2 separate regions of the Homo sapiens genome follow, and region 2 is linked to region 1. A link is an interaction called in ENCODE POLR2A ChIA-PET data of the cell type or tissue named here. Cell type or tissue: Caco-2. All regions are shown on one strand. Links, peaks and the distances in the headings refer to the core of each region. The heading gives the core; the rest is flanking DNA.

Region 1 (12,611 bases), core at 2,335-10,334:
AATTCTCCCAGGGATGCCCAGGATCCCACACTCACCACTGCCATGTCAGTTTTGAGTTTTTTTTTTTTTTTTTGAGATGGAGTCTCATTCTGTCACCCAGGCTGGAGTGCAGTGGCGCCATCTCGGCTCACTGCAAGCTCCACCTCCTGGGTTCACGCCATCCTCCTACCTCAGCCTCCCAAGTAGCTGGGACTACAGGCACCCGCCACCACGCCCGGCTAATTTTTTTTTTTTTGTATTTTTAGTAGAGACGGGGTTTCACTGTGTTAGCCAGGATGGTCTCGATCTCCTGACCTCGTGATCCGCCCGCCTCGGCCTCCCATCGTGCTAGGATTACAGGCATGAGCCACCACGCCCAGCCAATATTTTTAAATAAAAAATTACAAAGCTGTTTTTCTTAAAATGTTACAATAAAATTGTATCTGTGTGTAAAATATATCTATTTTATGTGTACGTGTGTGTGTGTGTGTGTGTGAGTGTGTGTGAGAGAGAGAGAGACAGAGAGAGACAGAGAGAGAGAGAGTTATGAATTAGGAAGCATATGTACCAAAACATTAGGAGTAGTTGAGTAATGAGATTATGAATGATTTGCACTTTCTTCTTTATACCTTATCATCATCTCAAAATTTACAATCAGAATTCATTATAAGCTATTGTTTGTTTATTTATTTATTTATATTCGCAGTGGTGTGATCTCAACTCACTGTAACCTTGGCCTCCCAGGGTCAAGCAATCCTCCCACCTGAGCCTCCGGAGTAGCTGGGACAAATCAAAGTTAAGTTTTCTTCAGTTTAAAATAACTTGTTATAATTATGTTGTTTAGCCTCATGGTAACTGGAAAACAAAAATCAATAATAGACACCCTAAAAATGAAAAGCAAGCAATTAAAACACACTACCAGAAAAAATTACCTCACTACAAATAGACAGGAAGGAAGGGAAGGAGGAAAGAAAAGAAAGAAAGAGATCAGAGAGAAGAGAAAGAGGAAGGAAGGGAGAAAGAACAAAAGAAAAAAGAGGGAATAGCAAAACCACCAGAAAACAAGTAAAAAATGGCAGTAGTATGTTTTTACCCGTTAATAATAACCTTGAATATAAATGAATAAAATTCTCCAATTAAGACAGAGTGGCTGAATGGATTAAAAGACAAGACCCAATTATATACTGCCTACAAGAAACTCAGTTCACCTATAAACATACATAGACTGAAAGTGAAGACATGATAAATGATATCCCATACCAGTGGAAACAAAAAAAGCAGGAGTAGCTCTACTTAGATTATATAGACTTTCAGTCAAAAAAAGAAAAATATGAAGATAATTATATAATGAGAAAGAAGTAAACAGCAGAACAATTACAAGTGCATATGCAACCAGCACTCAAGCAACTAAATACAGTAGCAAATATTAACAGATCTTAAAGCGTAGACTGCAATACAGTAACAGAATGCCTCAATGCTCCGCTATAATCAACACCCCACTATCTTCAACGGACAGATCATCCAGACAACAAAACATCATCAGTTAAACTGTACTCTATACCGAATAGACCTAACATTTACACAGCTTTCCATTCCACAACTGCGCAATGCACATTCCACTGAATAGCATACGGATTATTCTCCACAACAGACTATGCGTTAGGCCAAAAAACAAGTCACAACACATTTTTAAAAACTGAAATCATGGCCAGGCGCGGTGGCTCATGCCTGTAATCCCAGCACTTTGAGAGGCTGGGGTGGGGGGCGGATCACAAGGTCAGGAGACAGAGATCATCCTGGCTAACACAGTGAAACCCTGTCTCTACTAAAAATACAAAAATTAGCTGGGCGTGGCGGTGTGCGCCTGTAGTCCTAGCTGCTGGGGAGGCTGAGGCAGTAGAATGCCGTGAACCCGGGAGGTGGAGCTTGCAGTGAGCCAAGATCGCGCCACTGCACTCCAGCCTGGGCGACAGAGCAAGGCTCTGTCTCAAAAAAAAAACAAAAAAAAAAACAAAACCTGAAATCATATCAAGTATCTTTTCTGACCACAGTGGAATAGTACTAGAAATCAATAACAGGAGGAAAAACTGTACAAATATATGGAAATTAAAATACATGCTCATGAACAACCAATAAATAAATGAAAAAAAAGAAAATTAAAAATTTATTGAAAAAATAATAGAAACACAACATAACAAATCCTGTGGGATGCAGCAAAAGCAGTTGTAAGAGGAAAAGGGCATAGCTATAAACACCTACATCAGAGAAGTAGAAAGATCTCAAATAGCCAACCTGACAGTACACCTGAAGTAGTGAGAAAAATGAGAAAAATAAAATGCTAAAATTAGTACAAAAATATCATAAAGATTAGAGAAGAAATTTTAAAAATAGAAACAAAAAATACAAAAAGTCAATGGAACAAAGAGCTGGATTTTTTAGAAAAAAATCAAAACTGACAAGCTTTAACTAGACTAAGGAAAAGAAAAAGAAAAAATCATAGATGAAAAATGAGACATTGCAAGTGATAACACAGAAATATGAAGGATTGTAAGAGATTACTAAAAACACCTATATAAAAACAAGTTGGAAAATCTAGGAGAAGTGATAAATTTCTGGACACATAACAAATTCCCAAGATAGAATGATAAACAAAAAACCGGAACAGATCAATAATGAGTAATATAATTAAAGCAGTAATAAAAAGTCTTCCGTCAAACAAAAACACAAGAATCATGGTTTTACTGCTGAATTCTACCAAACATTTTTAAAAGAGCTAATACCAATTTTACTCAAAATATTCCCCAAAAAGTGAAGAGAAAGGAAGTCTTCGAAACTTGTTCTATGAGGACAGCATGATCCTGGTACAAAAACCAGACCAGGAAACAACACAAAAAGAAAGCCACAGGCATTTTAAATATCCCTGATAAACACAGATGCAAAAAAATCCTCAGCAAAATACTTGAAAATTGCACTTGACAACACAATAAAAAGATGATCTGCCATGATCAAGTGGGATTCATCCCAGGAATATGAGGATGATTCAATAAAACACAAATAAATAAATGTACGACATCACATTCAGCGAATCAGGAACAAAAACCATATAATCATTTCAGTAGATGCTGAAAAAAATAAAAATCAACATTCCTTCATGGCAAAAACTGAACAACATGAGTACAGAAGGAACATAGCGCAATAAAGGCCATATATGATAAACCCACAGCTAACATCATAATCAATGGGGAAAGGTTAAAACTCTTCCTCTAAGGCCTGGAACGAGTGTGGCTACTTTTACACCACTTTTATTCATCATAGTACTGGAAGTCCTAGGTAGCGCAATTAGACAAGAGAATGCAATAAAAGGCATCCAAATTGGAAAAAAGGAAGTCAAACTGTCTCTGTTTGCAGGTGACATGATCATATATATATACATAGAGAAAGAGAGAACCCTAAAGATTCCACAAAATCACCTACAGGAAATAATTTAGTCAAGTTGCAAGATACAATATCAGCACACCCATGCACCAATAGTGAAATACCTAAGAAGGAAATCAAGAAAGCTATTTCATTACCAAAAAAATTATATCTAGGGATAAACTTAACCAAAAAGACAAAAGATCCCACAATGGAAACTCTAAAACACAGATGAAAGCTATTAAAGCAGACACAAGTAAATGGAAAGATATCCCATGTCCATGCACTAGAAGAATATTGTTAAAATGTCTATATCACCCAATGTGATCTAGAGAGTCAATGCAATCCATGTTAAATTACAAAAGACATTCTTCATAGAAATAGGAAAAAAAAATCCTAAAATTCACATGGAAACGCAAAATACCTCAGATAGACAAAAGAATCTGGAATAAAAAGAAAAGCTGGAGGCATCACACCTGACTTCAAAACATACTACAAATCTGTAGTAAGCATGGTAATACCAAAACAGCATAATACTATCAAAAAAAGGGGCGGGGGAGAAACAGAAACGAAGGAATGACAGACATAGACAAGTGAAACAGAATAGAGAAATCAGAAATAAATTCACACATTTATGGCGTACTCATTTTTAACAAAGGCACCAAGAACACACATTCGGGAAGGACAATCTCTTCAATAAACTGCTAGGATAACTCAACACCCACATGTGCAGGAATACATCTAGGCCGTTATCTTACCATATACAAAAATCTGCTCAAAATAAAGATTTAAATGTAGGACCTGAAACTATAAAACTACTAGAGAAGAAAACATAGGATAAATGCTTCATGAAACTGGTTAGGACAAGGAATTTTCAAATAGACATCAAAAGCACAAGCAACAAAAGCAAAGATGTAATTACATTAAACTTGTCAAAAGCACAAGCAACAAAAGCAAAGATGTAATTACATAAAACTTAAAAGCTTCTGCAAAGCACAGGAAGAAATCAGTAGAACGAAGAAACAACCCAGAGAATGGAAGAAAGTATTTGCAAACTATGCATCAGCCAAGGGGCTAATACACAAAATATATAAATAACTACTCAAAAGCAAAAATACAAATAATTTGATTAAAAAAAAATCTACCCCAAATCTTTGTCTCCCACCATTATTTTCCCACCTTCTTTTCCCGACCGCCTTTGGCCTCCTCCCCCTCGCCACCCGTTTTCTTCCTCCATCTACCCCAAAACTTTTTCCCCACCATTTTTCCCTACCGTCATTTCGCAAAGCCTTCTCTGCTCTCTCACTCACCACCCTTTTCCCCATCCACTTACCCACTTTCCCCACTGTTTTTTCCCACCGTCTTTTCCCTTTCTCCCTGGCCACCTTCTTTTCCCCCATCCCACTCTCATCACCCTCTTTTGCTCCTTCATCTAAGCAAAAACATTTTCTCCCGTCTTTTCCCAAACCCTTCTCCTCACTCCTGCTGCTCACCACTTTTTCGCCCTTCATCTACCCGAAAACTGTTTTCCTCATCGTCTTTTCCCCCGCTCCTCCTTGCCACCCTCTTTCCCTTCTCTACCCAAAAACATTTCCCCATAGTCTTTTCGCAAAGCCTTCTCCCCACTCCTGCTCACCTCCCCTTTTCCCCCTCCATCCACCCCCCAGAATATTCCCTACTGTCTTTTCACAGTCTTCCCCCCTTCCCACTCGTCCTCTTCTTTGCCCTATCCTGCTTGCCACTCTCTTTTTTGCCTTCCATCTACCCCAAACTATTTTCCCATTTTTTCCCCAACTCTCTTTCCCTGCTCCCTCTCGTCACCCTCTTTCCTCCTCCTCGTTACCCTCTTTCCCCCCACCATCTACCCAAACACTTTTTACCCACTGTCTTTTCTTTCTCCACCGTCTTTCTTTCCTGCCCACTATCTTTTTGCAAAACCTTGTCTTCCTCCCGCTGGCTACCCTTTTCCCTTCCCCCACCTGTTACCCTCTTTTCCCCCTCTATCTACCCAAAACCTTTTCTCCCCACTGTCTTTTCACAAAACCTTCTCTCTCTACTGCTCAACGCTGTTTCTCCCCCCCACCACCCTCTCTTTCCTCCTCCCTTGCCACCCTCTTTTCCTCCTCCATCTACCCATAAACATTTTACCCACCATCTTTCTGCAAAACCTTCCCTCCCTGCCGCTCCCCACCCCGTTTTTCTCCCTCCATCTACCCAAAAACTTTTTTTCCCACTATCTTTTCCCCACCGCCTTTTTGCAACGCGCTCTCCTGCTCACTATCCTCTCTTCCCTTTGGCACTAACCACCCTCTTTACCCCCTCCATCTATCCCAAAACTCTTTTCCTCCTCTTACCGCTTCCGCCGCACTGCCGTCTCGGTCGCGGTTACCACCAGTCGCAGCGAGGCGAGCCACGGTGTAGCGGCTCCAGCCTCCAGCGTACGGCTGGTGATTACCCATTCCTGGTCCTCTAAGCCGGGCACTGAGCAGCTCCACAGGAAAATACGGGAACGTGGAAGAGCCTGACTTCCCTTCAGCAGCAGGCGTATACCGCGGTTATATACAGGAGGATTCCTGACTGCATGTTCTGATTGGATGAGAAAAACCCTCCAGGGTTACTTGGATTGGACTTTATTATCATGTTCTGATTGGATGAGAGCCAGTCTTAAGACAACCAATCACAGCATGAAAATAAAGTCCAATCAGAGTAGGCCTAGAGGTTTTTCTCTCATCCAATCAGAACATGTAGTCTGGGAACCACATGTGCGTAACCTCAGTACGTAAAGCATGCGGAGGTGGCGTCAGGTCATTTCAGGCTCTTAAGTGTGGGCGTTTGGTAACCGGCATGGCTGCTACCTGTTTCTGGCTGGAGCCTCGGACACTGGCTCACTGCAGTTGGTGGTGTCCACAGAGCGGTAGGAGGGCAACTAGTAGCGGGAGCTTCTCCTGCCAGGCAGGAAGACGAGTAGAAGGGAGCAGCACCGACGCATGCTGGAGGCTGGAGCCTGAGCCCCTGGGGCTCGCCTTGCTGTGTTTGGTGGTGACGTGGGACACTGCAGCTCGGCCAGAGTGGTAGAAATGTCCTGGTGTAGGTGAGTTATCCGGGGATGTACTGCCCGCCTGTGGGGGCAGGGGTTGGGTGTCCTATTGGGGCTCACTGCCCGAGGCTGCACTGCCTGTGTCAGGGGGCTGGTTGGGGGCACTCTCCGAGGTTGCATTGCTGGCGGTGGAGGGGGGCGGTTTTGGCTGGCTGTCCGGGGCTACACTGCCCGTGGTGGCGGGGGTGGTGGGGGGGAGGCAGGTTGTGTGCACTAACGTGTACTGCCGGTGGCGGGGGAGGGGTTAGGGGCACTATTTTCTGCTGCACTGCCCGGGGCAGGGAGTGGTTTGGGTGGTTATTTGGAGCTACAATGCTGGCAGCGGGGGGTGGTTTAGGAGTGTTGTCGGGTGCTGCACTGCCCTTACTCAGGGTGCGCTATCAGGAGCTGCGCTACCTGTGGTGGGGTGGGGGCGGCGATTTTGGGGCACTGTCTTGTGCAGCAACACCTGTGGCTGGGTCAGGTTGTGGGCACTATCGGGTGCTACACTGCCTGTGGAAGGGGTGGTTGGGGGGGGGTATTGGGGTTACACTGCCTGCAACTGGCACAGGGTGTGTTGGGTGTGCTGTCCGGGGGCTACACTGCCGGCGGCAGGGGTCAGGTTAGGGTTGCTATGGGGGCTATACTGCCAGTGGTGTTGGTCGGCTGCAGAGGTGGTGGGGACAGCAACAGCCATGGTCTCCTTGCTCCTTCGGGTAACTCTTCTCTTTTCCAGACTCCAGAGTTCCTGCTCGTGCAATCTTGAGCAGGGCAGGGCCCCCACACCCACTGCGGTTCTCCGGCCTGCACCTCCCGCCCACACCCCATGCTCTGTGTTGGGGAGACCACCTGGGACTACCGGGTGGGGATTAGTGGGCATCGCGGGGGACTGTGGGAACAGGGCACTGTGGGTGGAGGTGTCAGGAACGGGAACCAGCAGTTGAGTGGGGAGGGCTGGCTGGGTCTGAGTTTCTCCTACTCCTGCTCCCCAAGGAGTGCAGCCCTGGTGGGCCCAGCAATTTCTGGCCAGTTGCACCTGGATGGGGGTGGTTTCAGCATAGGCACTCACACCCGCCCCAGTTCCTGGCCACCTTTTGCCAGAAAGAGAGGCTGGACTTCGGTGGGTGGGTGTGAGTGCCTTAGCTGAAGCTGGTCCCTGCCACCCAGTGGCCAGCATGACAAGGTGAGGCTCTAACGTTACCACTCCCTGCATCCCATTCTAGGCTTTTCTGGCTTTGCCGGTCTAGCTGCTCCAAGCCAGGCTGGAGGAGGAGGAGAAGGAATCACCTGTGGTACGCTGGAGCCTGCATGTGGCGTGACTCTGCAGCTCGCCTCGTGTGACTGATGGCAGCCACGGAGACTGCAGCTCGACAGGAGTGGTAGGAGGGTGCCCGCGGGGGCAAGGTGGTAGGAACCTTGTAGGGTGGGCTGCTGCATTGACGGCGACAGCAACTGTATTGGCATTGGTGCTAGTGGTGGTAGTGGCAGAAAGTCTGGGGACTGGGAAGGGGGAGTAGGAGCACTGCAGGGCCCAGTCCGACCTGGGGTGGGGAGGAACCTGCTGGTGCTGTACCATGGGCCTCGGTGGCAGTGGTGGAGGTGCACTTAGGGAAAGGAGTCCTCCCCCTTCTCTTGCAATCTCTGGAGGGTGGCCTCCTTCTGAGCCAGGCATGAGTGGCAGCATTGTCTCATTCTTAACAAAATTTAGGGGGTGACTGTGTGTGTGTGTGTGTGTGGCTTTTTTTTTTTTTTTTTTTTTTTTTTTTGAGACAGAGTCTCGCTCTTTTGCCCAGGCTGGAGTGCAGTGGTGCGATCTCGGCTCACTGCAAGCTCTGCTTCCTGGGTTCACCCCATCCTCCTGCCTCAGCCTCCCTAGTAGCTGGGACTACAGGCGCCTGCCACCACGCCCAGCCAATTTTATTTTTGTATTTTTAGTAGAGATGGGGTTTCACAGTGTTGGCCAGGATGGTCTAGATCACCTGACCTCATGATCCGCCCACCTTGGCCTCCCAAAGTGCTAGGATTATAGGCGTGAGCCACCACTCCCGGTCATTTTTTCCTTCTTTTTTGTTGTGATGGTCTTGGACTTTTTCAAATTTTGTGAATTGGGGAGGGGATAAAAGGTGTCATAATAGGCCTTCTAATTCCTGCACCTGTTCTTTTTGCTTTTTCTAGTCTGTGTATTCTTCTCATCTTCTTGTTCCTCTTCATTTTCTTTTGCTGCTGCTTCTATTTCATGTTTCTATTCTTGTTTCTCCTCCTCTTTTTGTTTTCTTTATGCCAAGCAATGGCCTTAACAAACAACAAGCCAAAATTGTCACTGTGTTGTATTTTTAAAATAACTGGTCCTTTACTATGTTTTAGGGATGAGGAAAAAAATCAGTTGTATAATTAGTTACTTGAATAGCTATGCTTTCATGATTGTGTTAAACCACTTATGCCTAGTGTTCCATTATTGGAATGGTAAGCATGAGGGAGTTAATTACATCCTACTGCTCAAGGTCATTAGAAGGTTTGATTTTTCACTCGTGCAAAAATTCAAAAAATTGCAGCCTCTGGCATAAATGGGCTAATGCGTTATAAGTAGTTATTCAGAGAATCAAAAAATGAAGCATCACATAAAAATATTGGTGGCAAACAGCCATTTCATCTCTCTCACATATTTGGAGCTATGCAGGAGTCACGGGGTAAGTTCTAATTTATGAGATTATTAAGTGAACTGTATTGCCTTCATTTTCTCTGCCACCATTTCCTTTGTTTTCTTTCTTTTTTTTTTTGAGATGGAGTTTTGCTCTTGTTGCCCAGGCTGGAGTGCAATGGGGCGATCTCGGCTCACTGCAACCTCCGCTTCCTGGGTTCAAGCAAGTCTCCTGCCTCAGCCTCCCGAGTAACTGGGATTGCAGGCATGTGCCACCATGCCCAGCTAACTTTGTGTTTTTAATAGAGATGGGTTTTCTCTATGTTGGTCAGGCTGGTCTTGAACTCCCGACTTCAAGTGATCCACCTGTCTCAGCTTCCCAAAGTGCTGGGATTGGAGGTGTGAGCCACCACGCCTGGCTCTCTGCCACCATTTTCAAGAGTATTGCCATCTGCCTGAGCAAACCTGGTTCATCACCACCTCTTTGCAAGAGAAAAAGGAAGTCGGGAGAATTGTGTGTAATTTTTTTTTTTTTGAGATGAAGTCTCGCTCTTGTCCCCCAGGCTGTAGTACGATGGCCCGATCTTGGCTCACTGCAACCCCTGCCTCCTGGGTGAAAGCAGTTCTCCTGCCTTGGCCCCCTGAGTAGCTGGGATTATAGGTGCCTGCCACCACGCCCGGCTAATTTTTGTATTTTTAGTAGAGATGGGGTTTCACCATGTTGGCCAGGCTGGCCTAGAACACCTGACCTCAGGTGATCCACCCACCTCGGTCGGCTGTGTGTATTTTAAGGCAAAGATTCACAACCAAAAACAAGGCTTTATTAACTTTTGTATCTAAGAACCTGCAGTGTCGAGCCCTCTTTTATTCCTAGTATTACTACTTTAGGTGTGAACTTTTTATCTTTATTTTACTGATTCCTCTAGAAGTTTATGCATTTTCTTGACTGCTTTAAAGACAATCTATATTGTATCATTTTTCAAGCCCGTAGAAATGTGTAAGGCCTATAATTTGAACACTTGTTATTTTTAAGGTTATGAGCATGTAATATACCATTGATACATGGAAGAATATGTATAAATACCACTAGATAGGTTATATTGAAGAGATAATATCTAAATTTTTGTCCAGAGTTGATGGGGTGCAGTTTTGTAGGTGTGTTTCTCAATACATTGTGTCCATGTTTTAAAGCATATAGAAATTTGAATACTGTTTAACCTCATATAGTCCTTGTTTATAGGTTTAATATTTCTAAAGACTAAAGACGTCACAGCTCCCTTTAAGATTCAGTAATACTAATAAAATTTGAGATATACAGGGTTAGAGTCCAACAAATTCAAAGGAAAATTGTTGAATTATATAGCCGTAGAGCAGGAATGAAACCCAGGTTCTAAGTTCCAAGGGGGCCATGAGCTACCATACAGGTGCATCAGTGACTGGGCATAGAGTTGGCAAAATTATTTAAGAGAGTGAGCTGTGGATCCTAATTATGTGAACATGAATTTTTGAACTGCATGGTGCCTCAGTTTATCCATCATTACAGTGGGGACAGTAGTAAGTTTTTCTTTTTCTGCTCAGTTGTCTGAATTATTACCCCAGTCTCTCTTGTTGCCACTCTTGATGCCCACATGAGAGGATCTAAGGTAATTTCTGACAACCTGGGACTCCTTAAGGAAAAACAGAAGGTTCCACAAACCCCATTTTAGGAGAAACCTCTGTTTTCCTCATGGAACCCCAAGAACTTTAAGCAGACAGGTCCCTCTCAAAAATCTAAGGCTCTCCTCTGTTTTGCCTTGCGTTGTCTGACCTTTTTGGTTTGGATGGGCATCAGAAATTAGTAGGGGAGAGAGATCTAAAGAAAATTGTGGATATGAAGATGTATTTATTATAAGAAATGTTATGAAGGAAAGAAATGTTATATGAGAGAGGATCTTATATGGCAAATTGTTGTCCTAAAGTAGAATGACTAATTACAAAAGAGGGAAATACAGGACAGGTCAGATAAATTTAATCATGTCGTAGATAGTCTGTGGAAGTTGTGTTATGGTTCATAAAGTGGGAAAGAAAAACTGAACAACTGCTAGATCTTTTCTTGTCTAGAAGTGTTGTGTATGTGATGTATATATAATGGCTCGGCTTAAAAGAAAATGAAAGCTCTTAAATATTTTGTAAGAAAAATAGAAGCTCTAATGCCTTTTATTTCATGTGACTTCAGTAATCTTTGGGAAATAAAGATGGTGTTAAAGTCAGTGGTAAAATAAAAATATCTTCAAAATTTATCCATTTGGTCTAATTTAAGTCAGAGGTTAAGTTTTAGAAGTGCTTTAATGTCATAAATTGATGCTTTGACTTTGGAAAATAGTTTTGTTTACCTGGTTTGGAGCCGTTAGATTTCTAGGTAAGGTCTCCGGACAGGTGGAGTTAGCCATGTCTCCTAGCTATGCTGGAAGGAGTCAGATTTTATCTGCAGTTCTGTCTTGTATCCTAGACTCTGCACCTGGTATGCAATTAAAACTTACTGCTGCTGCTAATCTCTGGGTTCCATTTAAAATCCTTCCATCACATGAATACTATCCCCTGTACTAAATTTTTCCACAATTAAATACTTAGAATCATTTTTGCTGACTTGACCCAACCATTAGTGATATATTTTAAAAATGCTTATAATGTGTCACAATATATTTAGCAAATGTAGGGAATGACATTTTTACTTTCTTCAGCATTTACATAGCATTTATGTAGCAATGCTATCTCAAGTATTTTTAATCATTTAAACGTTAGATAATAGATATGTTTTTGATTCCTTTTTTCTATGTAAATAAATATAATTATGAGATATTTAGTAAATAGTATCAATTGCATATGTCACTTACAGAATATACAATGCAATTAGGATTATTTTTATACACTACATCATATTTACTTGTTGGCTTTACAATAACTTAGAAATAGTATTCTGGATTAACTGTGTGACTCATGAGAGAGGGAGTTTGTGCAATTATAGTCTTTACAAATTTTTACTAGATTTTTCAAGACTTACGCTAGAACTTTGAGAACAAGGTAATAAATAAGCATATCTGTTAATATCACCTTTGGTCAACTCTTGGCTAGACCCAATGATAATGTAGGAATTAACATAATTTTTCTACTAAAGGTGTTGGATTTGTTCCGAGAGACCACAGTTCAAAGTCATTGACAAAGAAAGTTTAAAAATTGTTAGATTAAAACCTTTTAGTGTGTTTGAAATTGTTTTGTAGAAAAATATCCTGGTTTGCATTGATAGGTTTTTTTTTAAATAACAACTAGACCAAGAGAAAGGGAGAGTAGTGATAAATGTCCATGTTTTCGAGTTGAAAAGTAACAATCAGTGTATTACAACAGATGGATTTGATGTCAAATTACAAATGCTGAGAACGTTATATGTAACTGACTTGCCAGAGTAATTATACAAGGCAAAGAAAGGAAAGGCATCTAAATAGGAAGGGAAGGGGTGAGATTGTCTGT
Region 2 (12,611 bases), core at 2,686-10,685, 1.1 Mb before region 1:
AGTATACAAATCGTTCACATCCTTCATTAAAATTACTCCTTGCTCTTTGATTTACTTATATATTTGTTTTGTTGCTATTATAAATGGAATTACCTTATTTTTCAGATAACAGTTTGTCATTGGTGTATAGAAGCCAATGTTAATTTTGTAACTCTCAACTTTATTGAATATAGTGTTTATCAGCTGTAATGGGTTTTTTGTGGAGTCTAAAACACAGACAATCTCACCCCTTCCCTTCCTATTTAGATGCCTTTCCTTTCTTTGCCTTGTATAATTACTCTGGCAAGTCAGTTACATATAACGTTCTCAGCATTTGTAATTTGACATCAAATCCATCTGTTGTAATACACTGATTGTTACTTTTCAACTCGAAAACATGGACATTTATCACTACTCTCCCTTTCTCTTGGTCTAGTTGTTATTTAAAAAAAAACCTATCAATGCAAACCAGGATATTTTTCTACAAAACAATTTCAAACACACTAAAAGGTTTTAATCTAACAATTTTTAAACTTTCTTTGTCAATGACTTTGAACTGTGGTCTCTCGGAACAAATCCAACACCTTTAGTAGAAAAATTATGTTAATTCCTACATTATCATTGGGTCTAGCCAAGAGTTGACCAAAGGTGATATTAACAGATATGCTTATTTATTACCTTGTTCTCAAAGTTCTAGCATAAGTCTTGAAAAATCTAGTAAAAATTTGTAAAGACTATAATTGCACAAACTCCCTCTCTCATGAGTCACACAGTTAATCCAGAATACTATTTCTAAGTTATTGGAAAGCCAACAAGTAAATATGATGTAGTGTATAAAAATAATCCTAATTTCATTGTATATTCTGTAAGTGACATATGCAATTGATACTATTTACTAAATATCTCATAATTATATTTATTTACATAGAAAAAAGGAATAAAAAACATATCTATTATCTAACATTTAAATGATTAAAAATACTTGAGATAGCATTGCTACATAAATGCTATGTAAATGCTGAAGAAAGTAAAAATGTCATTCCCTACATTTGCTAAATATATTGTGACACATTATAAGCATTTTTAAAATATATCACTAATGGTTGGGTCAAGTCAGCAAAAATGATTCTAAGTATTTAATTGTGGAAAAATTTAGTACAGGGGATAGTATTCATGTGATGGAAGGATTTTAAATGGAACCCAGAGATTAGCAGCAGCAGTAAGTTTTAATTGCATACCAGGTGCAGAGTCTAGGATACAAGACAGAACTGCAGATAAAATCTGACTCCTTCCAGCATAGCTAGGAGACATGGCTAACTCCACCTGTCCGGAGACCTTACCTAGAAATCTAACGGCTCCAAACCAGGTAAACAAAACTATTTTCCAAAGTCAAAGCATCAATTTATGACATTAAAGCACTTCTAAAACTTAACCTCTGACTTAAGTTAGACCAAATGGATAAATTTTGAAGATATTTTTATTTTACCACTGACTTTAACACCATCTTTATTTCCCAAAGATTACTGAAGTCACATGAAATAAAAGGCATTAGAGCTTCTATTTTTCTTACAAAATATTTAAGAGCTTTCATTTTCTTTTAAGCCGAGCCATTATATATACATCACATACACAACACTTCTAGACAAGAAAAGATCTAGCAGTTGTTCAGTTTTTCTTTCCCACTTTATGAATCATAACACAACTTCCACAGACTATCTACAACATGATTAAATTTATCTGACCTGTCCTGTATTTCCCTCTTTTGTAATTAGTCATTCTACTTTAGGACAACAATTTGCCATATAAGATCCTCTCTCATATAACATTTCTTTCCTTCATAACATTTCTTACAATAAATACATCTTCATATCCACAATTTTCTTTAGATCTCTCTCCCCTACTAATTTCTGATGCCCATCCAAACCAAAAAGGTCAGACAACGCAAGGCAAAACAGAGCAGAGCCTTAGATTTTTGAGAGGGACCTGTCTGCTTAAAGTTCTTGGGGTTCCATGAGGAAAACAGAGGTTTCTCCTAAAATGGGGTTTGTGGAACCTTCTGTTTTTCCTTAAGGAGTCCCAGGTTGTCAGAAATTACCTTAGATCCTCTCATGTGGGCATCAAGAGTGGCAACAAGAGAGACTGGGGTAATAATTCAGACAACTGAGCAGAAAAAGAAAAACTTACTACTGTCCCCACTGTAATGATGGATAAACTGAGGCACCATGCAGTTCAAAAATTCATGTTCACATAATTAGGATCCACAGCTCACTCTCTTAAATAATTTTGCCACCTCTATGCCCAGTCACTGATGCACCTGTATGGTAGCTCATGGCCCCCTTGGAACTTAGAACCTGGGTTTCATTCCTGCTCTACGGCTATATAATTCAACAATTTTCCTTTGAATTTGTTGGACTCTAACCCTGTATATCTCAAATTTTATTAGTATTACTGAATCTTAAAGGGAGCTGTGACGTCTTTAGTCTTTAGAAATATTAAACCTATAAACAAGGACTATATGAGGTTAAACAGTATTCAAATTTCTATATGCTTTAAAACATGGACACAATGTATTGAGAAACACACCTACAAAACTGCACCCCATCAACTCTGGACAAAAATTTAGATATTATCTCTTCAATATAACCTATCTAGTGGTATTTATACATATTCTTCCATGTATCAACGGTATATTACATGCTCATAACCTTAAAAATAACAAGTGTTCAAATTATAGGCCTTACACATTTCTACGGGCTTGAAAAATGATACAATATAGATTGTCTTTAAAGCAGTCAAGAAAATGCATAAACTTCTAGAGGAATCAGTAAAATAAAGATAAAAAGTTCACACCTAAAGTAGTAATACTAGGAATAAAAGAGGGCTCGACACTGCAGGTTCTTAGATACAAAAGTTAATAAAGCCTTGTTTTTGGTTGTGAATCTTTGCCTTAAAATACACACAGCTGACCGAGGTGGGTGGATCACCTGAGGTCAGGTGTTCTAGGCCAGCCTGGCCAACAGGGTGAAACCCCATCTCTACTAAAAATACAAAAAGTAGCCGGGCGTGGTGGCAGGCACCTATAATCCCAGCTACTCAGGGGGCCAAGGCAGGAGAACTGCTTTCACCCAGGAGGCAGGGGTTGCAGTGAGCCAAGATCGGGCCATCGTACTACAGCCTGGGGGACAAGAGCGAGACTTCATCTCAAAAAAAAAAAAAATTACACACAATTCTCCCGACTTCCTTTTTCTCTTGCAAAGAGGTGGTGATGAACCAGGTTTGCTCAGGCAGATGACAATACTCTTGAAAATGGTGGCAGAGAGCCAGGCGTGGTGGCTCACACCTCCAATCCCAGCACTTTGGGAAGCTGAGACAGGTGGATCACTTGAAGTCGGGAGTTCAAGACCAGCCTGACCAACATAGAGAAAACCCATCTCTATTAAAAACACAAAGTTAGCTGGGCATGGTGGCACATGCCTGCAATCCCAGTTACTCAGGAGGCTGAGGCAGGAGACTTGCTTGAACCCAGGAAGCGGAGGTTGCAGTGAGCCGAGATCGCCCCATTGCACTCCAGCCTGGGCAACAAGAGCAAAACTCCATCTCAAAAAAAAAAAAAAAAAAAAAGAAAGAAAACAAAGGAAATGGTGGCAGAGAAAATGAAGGCAATACAGTTCACTTAATAATCTCATAAATTAGAACTTACCCCGTGACTCCTGCATAGCTCCAAATATGTGAGAGAGATGAAATGGCTGTTTGCCACCAATATTTTTATGTGATGCTTCATTTTTTGATTCTCTGAATAACTACTTACAACGCATTAGCCCATTTATGCCAGAGGCTGCAATTTTTTGAATTTTTGCACGAGTGAAAAATCAAACCTTCTAATGACCTTGAGCAGTAGGATGTAATTAACTCCCTCATGCTTACCATTCCAATAATGGAACACTAGGCATAAGTGGTTTAACACAATCGTGAAAGCATAGCTATTCAAGTAACTAATTATACAACTGATTTTTTTCCTCATCCCTAAAACATAGTAAAGGACCAGTTATTTTAAAAATACAACACAGTGACAATTTTGGCTTGTTGTTTGTTAAGGCCATTGCTTGGCATAAAGAAAACAAAAAGAGGAGGAGAAACAAGAATAGAAACATGAAATAGAAGCAGCAGCAAAAGAAAATGAAGAGGAACAAGAAGATGAGAAGAATACACAGACTAGAATAAGCAAAAAGAACAGGTGCAGGAATTAGAAGGCCTATTATGACACCTTTTATCCCCTCCCCAATTCACAAAATTTGAAAAAGTCCAAGACCATCACAACAAAAAAGAAGGAAAAAATGGCCGGGAGTGGTGGCTCACGCCTATAATCCTAGCACTTTGGGAGGCCAAGGTGGGTGGATCATGAGGTCAGGTGATCTAGACCATCCTGGCTAACACTGTGAAACCCCATCTCTACTAAAAATACAAAAATAAAATTGGCTGGGCGTGGTGGCAGGCGCCTGTAGTCCCAGCTACTAGGGAGGCTGAGGCAGGAGGATGGTGTGAACCCAGGAAGCAGAGCTTGCAGTGAGCCGAGATCACACCACGGCACTCCAGCCTGGGCAAAAGAGCGAGACTCTGTCTCAAAAAAAAAAAAAAAAAAAAAAAAAAAGCCACACACACACACACACAGTCACCCCCTAAATTTTGTTAAGAATGAGACAATGCTGCCACTCATGCCTGGCTCAGAAGGAGGCCACCCTCCAGAGATTGCAAGAGAAGGGGGAGGACTCCTTTCCCTAAGTGCACCTCCACCACTGCCACCGAGGCCCATGGTACAGCACCAGCAGGTTCGTCCCCACCCCAGGTCGGACTGGGCCCTGCAGTGCTCCTACTCCCCCTTCCCAGTCCCCAGACTTTCTGCCACTACCACCACTAGCACCAATGCCAATACAATTGCTGTCGCCATCAATGCAGCAGCCCACCCTACAAGGTTCCTACCACCTTGCCCCCGCGGGCACCCTCCTACCACTCCTGTCGAGCTGCAGTCTCCGTGGCTGCCATCAGTCACACGAGGCGAGCTGCAGAGTCACGCCACATGCAGGCTCCAGCGTACCACAGGTGATTCCTTCTCCTCCTCCTCCAGCCTGGCTTGGAGCAGCTAGACGGGCAAAGCCAGAAAAGCCTAGAATGGGATGCAGGGAGTGGTAACGTTAGAGCCTCACCTTGTCATGCTGGCCACTGGGTGGCAGGGACCAGCTTCAGCTAAGGCACTCAGACCCACCCACCGAAGTCCAGCCTCTCTTTCTGGCAAAAGGTGGCCAGGAACTGGGGCGGGTGTGAGTGCCTATGCTGAAACCACCCCCATCCAGGTGCAACTGGCCAGAAATTGCTGGGCCCACCAGGGCTGCACTCCTTGGGGAGCAGGAGTAGGAGAAACTCAGACCCAGCCAGCCCTCCCCACTCAACTGCTGGTTCCCATTCCTGACACCTCCACCCACAGTGCCCTGTTCCCACAGTCCCCCGCGATGCCCACTAATCCCCACCCGGTAGTCCCAGGTGGTCTCCCCAACACAGAGCATGGGGTGTGGGCGGGAGGTGCAGGCCGGAGAACCGCAGTGGGTGTGGGGGCCCTGCCCTGCTCAAGATTGCACCAGGAGGAACTCTGGAGTCTGGAAAAGAGAAGAGTCACCCGAAGGAGCAAGGAGACCATGGCTGTTGCTGTCCCCACCACCTCTGCAGCCGACCAACACCACTGGCAGTATAGCCCCCATAGCAACCCTAACCTGACCCCTGCCGCCGGCAGTGTAGCCCCCGGACAGCACACCCACCACACCCTGTGCCAGTTGCAGGCAGTGTAACCCCAATACCCCCCCCAACCACCCCCTCCACAGGCAGTGTAGCACCCGATAGTGCCCACAACCTGACCCAGCCACAGGTGTTGCTGCACAAGACAATGCCTCAAAATCGCCGCCCCCACCCCACCACAGGTAGCGCAGCTCCTGATAGCGCACCCTGAGTAAGGGCAGTGCAGCACCCGACAACACTCCTAAACCACCCCCCGCTGCCAGCATTGTAGCTCCAAATAACCACCAAAACCACTCCCTGCCCCGGGCAGTGCAGCAGAAAATAGTGCCCCTAACCCCTCCCCCGCCACCGGCAGTACACGTTAGTGCACACAACCTGCCTCCCCCCCATCACCCCCGCCACCACGGGCAGTGTAGCCCCGGACAGCCAGCCAAAACCGCCCCCCTCCACCGCCAGCAATGCAACCTCGGAGAGTGCCCCCAACCAGCCCCCTGACACAGGCAGTGCAGCCTCGGGTAGTGAGCCCCAATAGGACACCCAACCCCTGCCCCCACAGGCGGGCAGTACATCCCCGGATAACTCACCTACACCAGGACATTTCTACCACTCTGGCCGAGCTGCAGTGTCCCACGTCACCACCAAACACAGCAAGGCGAGCCCCAGGGGCTCAGGCTCCAGCCTCCAGCATGCCGCTCCCTTCTACTCGTCTTCCTGCCTGGCAGGAGAAGCTCCCGCTACTGGTTGCCCTCCTACCACTGTCGACACCACCAACTGCAGTGAGCCAGTGTCCGAGGCTCCAGCCAGAAACAGGTAGCAGCCATGCCGGATACCAAACGCCCACACTTAAGAGCCTGAAATGACCTGACGCCACCTCCGCATGCTTTACCTACTGAGGTTACGCACATGTGGTTCCCAGACTACATGTTCTGATTGGATGAGAGAAAAACCTCTAGGCCTACTCTGATTGGACTTTATTTTCATGCTGTGATTGGTTGTCTTAAGACTGGCTCTCATCCAATCAGAACATGATAATAAAGTCCAATCCAAGTAACCCTGGAGGGTTTTTCTCATCCAATCAGAACATGCAGTCAGGAATCCTCCTGTATATAATCTCGGTATATGACTGCTGCTGAAGGGAAGTCAGGCTCTTCCACGTTCCCGTATTTTCCTGTGGAGCTGCTCAGTGCCCGGCTTAGAGGACCAGGAATGGGTAATCACCAGCCGTACGCTGGAGGCTGGAGCCGCTACACCGTGGCTCGCCTCGCTGCGACTGGTGGTAACCGCGACCGAGACGGCAGTGCGGCGGAAGCGGTAAGAGGAGGAAAAGAGTTTTGGGATAGATGGAGGGGGTAAAGAGGGTGGTTAGTGCCAAAGGGAAAAGAGGATAGTGAGCAGGAGAGCGCGTTGCAAAAAGGCGGTGGGGAAAAGATAGTGGGAAAAAAAGTTTTTGGGTAGATGGAGGGAGAAAAACGGGGTGGGGAGCGGGAGGGAGGGAAGGTTTTGCAGAAAGATGGTGGGTAAAATGTTTATGGGTAGATGGAGGAGGAAAAGAGGGTGGCAAGGGAGGAGGAAAGAGAGGGTGGTGGGGGGGAGAAACAGCGTTGAGCAGTAGGGAGAGAAGGTTTTGTGAAAAGACAGTGGGGAGAAAAGGTTTTGGGTAGATAGAGGGGGAAAAGAGGGTAACAGGTGGGGGAAGGGAAAAGGGTAGCCAGCGGGAGGAAGACAAGGTTTTGCAAAAAGATAGTGGGCAGGAAAGAAAGACGGTGGAGAAAGAAAAGACAGTGGGTAAAAAGTGTTTGGGTAGATGGTGGGGGGAAAGAGGGTAACGAGGAGGAGGAAAGAGGGTGACGAGAGGGAGCAGGGAAAGAGAGTTGGGAAAAAAATGGGAAAATAGTTTGGGGTAGATGGAAGGCAAAAAAGAGAGTGGCAAGCAGGATAGGGCAAAGAAGAGGACGAGTGGGAAGGGGGGAAGACTGTGAAAAGACAGTAGGGAATATTCTGGGGGGTGGATGGAGGGGGAAAAGGGGAGGTGAGCAGGAGTGGGGAGAAGGCTTTGCGAAAAGACTATGGTGAAATGTTTTTGGGTAGAGAAGGGAAAGAGGGTGGCAAGGAGGAGCGGGGGAAAAGACGATGAGGAAAACAGTTTTCGGGTAGATGAAGGGCGAAAAAGTGGTGAGCAGCAGGAGTGAGGAGAAGGGTTTGGGAAAAGACGGGAGAAAATGTTTTTGCTTAGATGAAGGAGCAAAAGAGGGTGATGAGAGTGGGATGGGGGAAAAGAAGGTGGCCAGGGAGAAAGGGAAAAGACGGTGGGAAAAACAGTGGGGAAAGTGGGTAAGTGGATGGGGAAAAGGGTGGTGAGTGAGAGAGCAGAGAAGGCTTTGCGAAATGACGGTGGGGAAAAATGGTGGGGAAAAAGTTTTGGGGTAGATGGAGGAAGAAAACAGGTGGCGAGGGGGAGGAGGCCAAAGGCGGTCGGGAAAAGAAGGTGGGAAAATAATGGTGGGAGACAAAGATTTGGGGTAGATTTTTTTTTAATCAGATTATTTGTATTTTTGCTTTTGAGTAGTTATTTATATATTTTGTGTATTAGCCCCTTGGCTGATGCATAGTTTGCAAATACTTTCTTCCATTCTCTGGGTTGTTTCTTCGTTCTACTGATTTCTTCCTGTGCTTTGCAGAAGCTTTTAAGTTTTATGTAATTACATCTTTGCTTTTGTTGCTTGTGCTTTTGACAAGTTTAATGTAATTACATCTTTGCTTTTGTTGCTTGTGCTTTTGATGTCTATTTGAAAATTCCTTGTCCTAACCAGTTTCATGAAGGATTTATCCTATGTTTTCTTCTCTAGTAGTTTTATAGTTTCAGGTCCTACATTTAAATCTTTATTTTGAGTAGATTTTTGTATATGGTAAGATAACGGCCTAGATGTATTCCTGTACATGTGGGTGTTGAGTTATCCTAGCAGTTTATTGAAGAGATTGTCCTTCCCGAATGTGTGTTCTTGGTGCCTTTGTTAAAAATGAGTACGCCATAAATGGGTGAATTTATTTCTGATTTCTCTATTCTGTTTCACTTGTCTATGTCTGTCATTCCTTCGTTTCTGTTTCTCCCCCGCCCCTTTTTTTGATAGTATTATGCTGTTTTGGTATTACCATGCTTACTACAGATTTGTAGTATGTTTTGAAGTCAGGTGTGATGCCTCCAGCTTTTCTTTTTATTCCAGATTCTTTTGTCTATCTGAGGTATTTTGCGTTTCCATGTGAATTTTAGGATTTTTTTTTTCTATTTCTATGAAGAATGTCTTTTGTAATTTAACATGGATTGCATTGACTCTCTAGATCACATTGGGTGATATAGACATTTTAACAATATTCTTCTAGTGCATGGACATGGGATATCTTTCCATTTACTTGTGTCTGCTTTAATAGCTTTCATCTGTGTTTTAGAGTTTCCATTGTGGGATCTTTTGTCTTTTTGGTTAAGTTTATCCCTAGATATAATTTTTTTGGTAATGAAATAGCTTTCTTGATTTCTTTCTTAGGTATTTCACTATTGGTGCATGGGCGTGCTACTGATTTTTATATGTTGATATTGTATCTTGCAACTTGACTAAATTATTTCTAGTAGGTGATTTTGTGGAATCTTTAGGGTTCTCTCTTTCTCTGTGTATATATATGATCATGTCACCTGCAAACAAACAGTTTGACTTCCTTTTTTCCAATTTGGATGCCTTTTATTGCATTCTCTTGTCTAATTGCCCCACTTAGGACTTCCAGTACTATGATGAATAAAAGTGGCGTAAAAGTAGCCACACTTGTTCCAGGCCTTAGAGGAAGAGTTTAAACATTTCCCCATTGATTATGATGTTAGCTGTGGGTTTGTCATATATGGCCTTTATTGCGCTGAGATATGTTCCTTCTGTACTCATGTTGTCCAGTTTTTGTCATGAAGGAATGTTGATTTTTATTTTTTTCAGCATCTACTGAAATGATTATATGGTTTTTGTTCTTGATTCGCTGAATGTGATGTCGCACATTTATTTGTGTTTTATTGAATCATCCTCATATTCCTGGGATGAATCCCACTTGATCATGGCAGATCATCTTTTTATTGTGTTGTCAAGTGCAATTTTCAAGTATTTTGCTGAAAATTTTTTTGCATCTGTGTTCATCAGGGATATTTAAAATGCCTGTGGTTTTCTTTTTGTGTTGTTTCCTGGTCTGGTTTTTGTACCATGTACCAGGGTCATGCTGTCCTCATAGAACAAGTTTCGAAGACTTCCTTTCTCTTCATTTTTTGGGGAATATTTTGAGTAAAATTCGTATTAACTCTTTAAAAAACGTTTGGTAGAATTCAGCAATAAAGCCATGATTCTTGTGTTTTTGTTTGATGGAAGACTTTTTATTACTGCTTTAATTACATTACTCATTATGGATCTTGTTCCGGTTTTTTGTTTATCATTCTATCTTGGGAATTTGTTATGTGTCCAGAAATTTATCACTTCTCCTAGATTTTCCAACTTGTTTTTATATAGGTGTTTTTAGTAATCTCTTACAATCCTTCATATTTCTGTGTTATCCATTGTAATGTCTCCTTTTTCATCTATCATTTTGTTTTGTTTTTCTTTTCCTTAGTCTAGTTAAAGCTTGTCAGTTTTGATTTTTTTCTAAAAAATCCAGCTCTTTGTTCCATTGACTTTTTGTATTTTTTGTTTCTATTTTTAAAATTTCTTCTCTAATCTTTATGATATTTTTTGTGCTAATTTTAGTATTTTATTTTTCTCGTTTTTCTCATTACTTCAGGTGTACTGTCAGGTTGGCTATTTGAGATCTTTCTATTTTCTCTGATGTAGGCATTTATAGCTATGCCCTTTTCCTCTTACAACTGCTTTTGCTGCATCCCACAGGATTTGTTATGTTGTGTTTCTTTTTTCAATAAATTTTTAATTTTCTTTTTATTTTTTCATTTATTTATTGGTTGTTCATGAGCATGTATTTTAATTTCCATGTATTTGTACAGTTTTTCCTCCTGTTATTGATTTCTAGTACTATTCCACTGTGGTCAGAAAAGATACTCGATATGATTTCAGTTTTGTTTTGTTTTGTTTTTTTTGAGACGGAGTCTCGCTCTGTCGCCTAGGCTGGAGTGCAGTGGCGCGATCTTGGCTCACGCAAGCTCCACCTCCCGGGTTCACGGCATTCTACTGCCTCAGCCTCCCCAGCAGCTAGGACTACAGGCGCACGCCGCCACGCCCAGCTAATTTTTGTATTTTTAGTAGAGATGGGGTTTCACTGTGTTAGCCAGGATGGTCTCTGTCTCCTGACCTTGTGATCCGCCCCCCTCGGCCTCCCAAAGTCCTGGGATTACAGGCATGAGCCACCGTGCCCGGCCATGATTTCAGTTTTTAAAAATGTGTTGTGACTTGTTTTTTGGCCTAATGCATAGTCTTTTGTGGATAATAATCCATATTCTATTCAGTGGAATGTGCATTATGCAGTTGCGGAGTGGAAAGCTGTGCAAATGTTAGGTCTATTCGGTATAGAGTACAGTTTAACTGATGATGTTTTGTTGTCTGGATGATCTGTCCATTGACGATAGTGGGGTGTTGATTATAGCGAAGCATTGAGGCATTCTGTTATTGTATTGCAGTCTATCCTTTAAGGTCTGTTAATATTTGCTTCTGTGTTTAGTTGCTTGAGTGCTGGTTGCATATACACTTATAATTGTTATGCTGCTGTTTACTTTTTCTCATTATATAATTATCTTCATTTTTTTCTTTTTTTGACTGAAAGTCTATATAATCTAAGTAGAGCTACTCCTGCTTTTTTTGTTTCCACAGGTGTGCGATATTATTTATCATGTCTTCACTTTCAGTCTATGTATGTCTATAGGTGAACTGAGTTTCTTGTAGGCAGTATATAATTGGGTCTTGTCTTTTAATTCATTCAGCCACTCTGTCTTAATTGGAGAATTTAATTCATTTATATTCAAGGTTATTATTAACAGGTAAAAACATACTACTGCCATTTTTTACTTGTTTTCTGGTTGTTTTGCTATTCTCTCTTTTTTCTTTTGTTCTTTCTCTCTTCCTTCCTCTTTCTCTTCTCTCTGATCTCTCTCTTTCTTTCTTTTCTTTCCTCCTTCCCTTCCTTCCTGTCTTTATTTGTAGTGAGATAATTTTTTCTGGTAGTGTGTTTCAATTGCTTGCTTTTCATTTTTAGGGTGTCTATTATTGATTTTTGTTTTCTGGTTACCATGAGGCTAAACAACATAATTATATCAAGTTATTTTAAACTGAAGAAAACTTAACTTTGATTTGTCCCAGCTACTCCGGAGACTCAGGTGGGAGGATTGCTTGACCCTGGGAGGCTGAGGTTACAGTGAGTTGAGATCGCGCCACTGCGAATATAAATAAATAAATAAACAAACAATAGCTTATAATGAATTCTGATTGTAAATTTTGAGATGATGATTGATAAGGTATAAAGAAGAAAGTGAAAATCATTCATAATCTCATTACTCAACTACTCCTAATGTTTTGGTACATATGCTTCCTAATTCATAACTCACTCTCTCTCTCTCTCTCTCTCTCTCTCTCTCTGTCTCTCTCTGTCTCTCTCTCTCACACACACACTCACACACACGTACACATAAAATAGATACATTTTATACACAGATACAATTTTATTGTAACATTTTAAGAAAAACAGCTTTGTAATTTTTTATTTAAAAATATTGGCCTGGCGCGGTGGCTCATGCCTGTAATCATAGCATTATGGGAGGCTGAGGCGGGCAGATCATGAGGTCAGGAGATCGAGACCATCCTGGCTAACATGGTGAAACCCCGTCT

The links. Peaks named below come from ENCODE experiments on the same cell type or tissue, not always from the same donor. Only the 100,000 strongest peaks of a DNase experiment are listed, where the experiment ranks them.
Region 2: POLR2A ChIA-PET joins it to region 1 with 22 read pairs; 5 of 35 experiments call an interaction of 5 or more read pairs at or near these places.

Annotation. Positions count from the first base shown.
Region 1 is chr2:131,203,336-131,215,946 of GRCh38, forward strand. It overlaps POTEE (POTE ankyrin domain family member E), which reads left to right and starts at 6,201. Exons shown (of 18, transcript NM_001083538.3): 1 at 6,201-6,484; 2 at 7,693-7,848. In Caco-2, for the core only: no CTCF peak of the experiment used is centred there; a DNase peak (open chromatin) is centred at 6,436; H3K4me3 peaks cover 726 bases.
Region 2 is chr2:130,122,725-130,135,335 of GRCh38, forward strand. It overlaps POTEF (POTE ankyrin domain family member F), which reads right to left and starts at 6,498. Exons shown (of 17, transcript NM_001099771.2): 1 at 6,348-6,498; 2 at 4,985-5,140. It also overlaps the pseudogene MED15P9. RefSeq lists an enhancer at 6,410-6,984. In Caco-2, for the core only: no CTCF peak of the experiment used is centred there; a DNase peak (open chromatin) is centred at 6,627; H3K4me3 peaks cover 1,333 bases.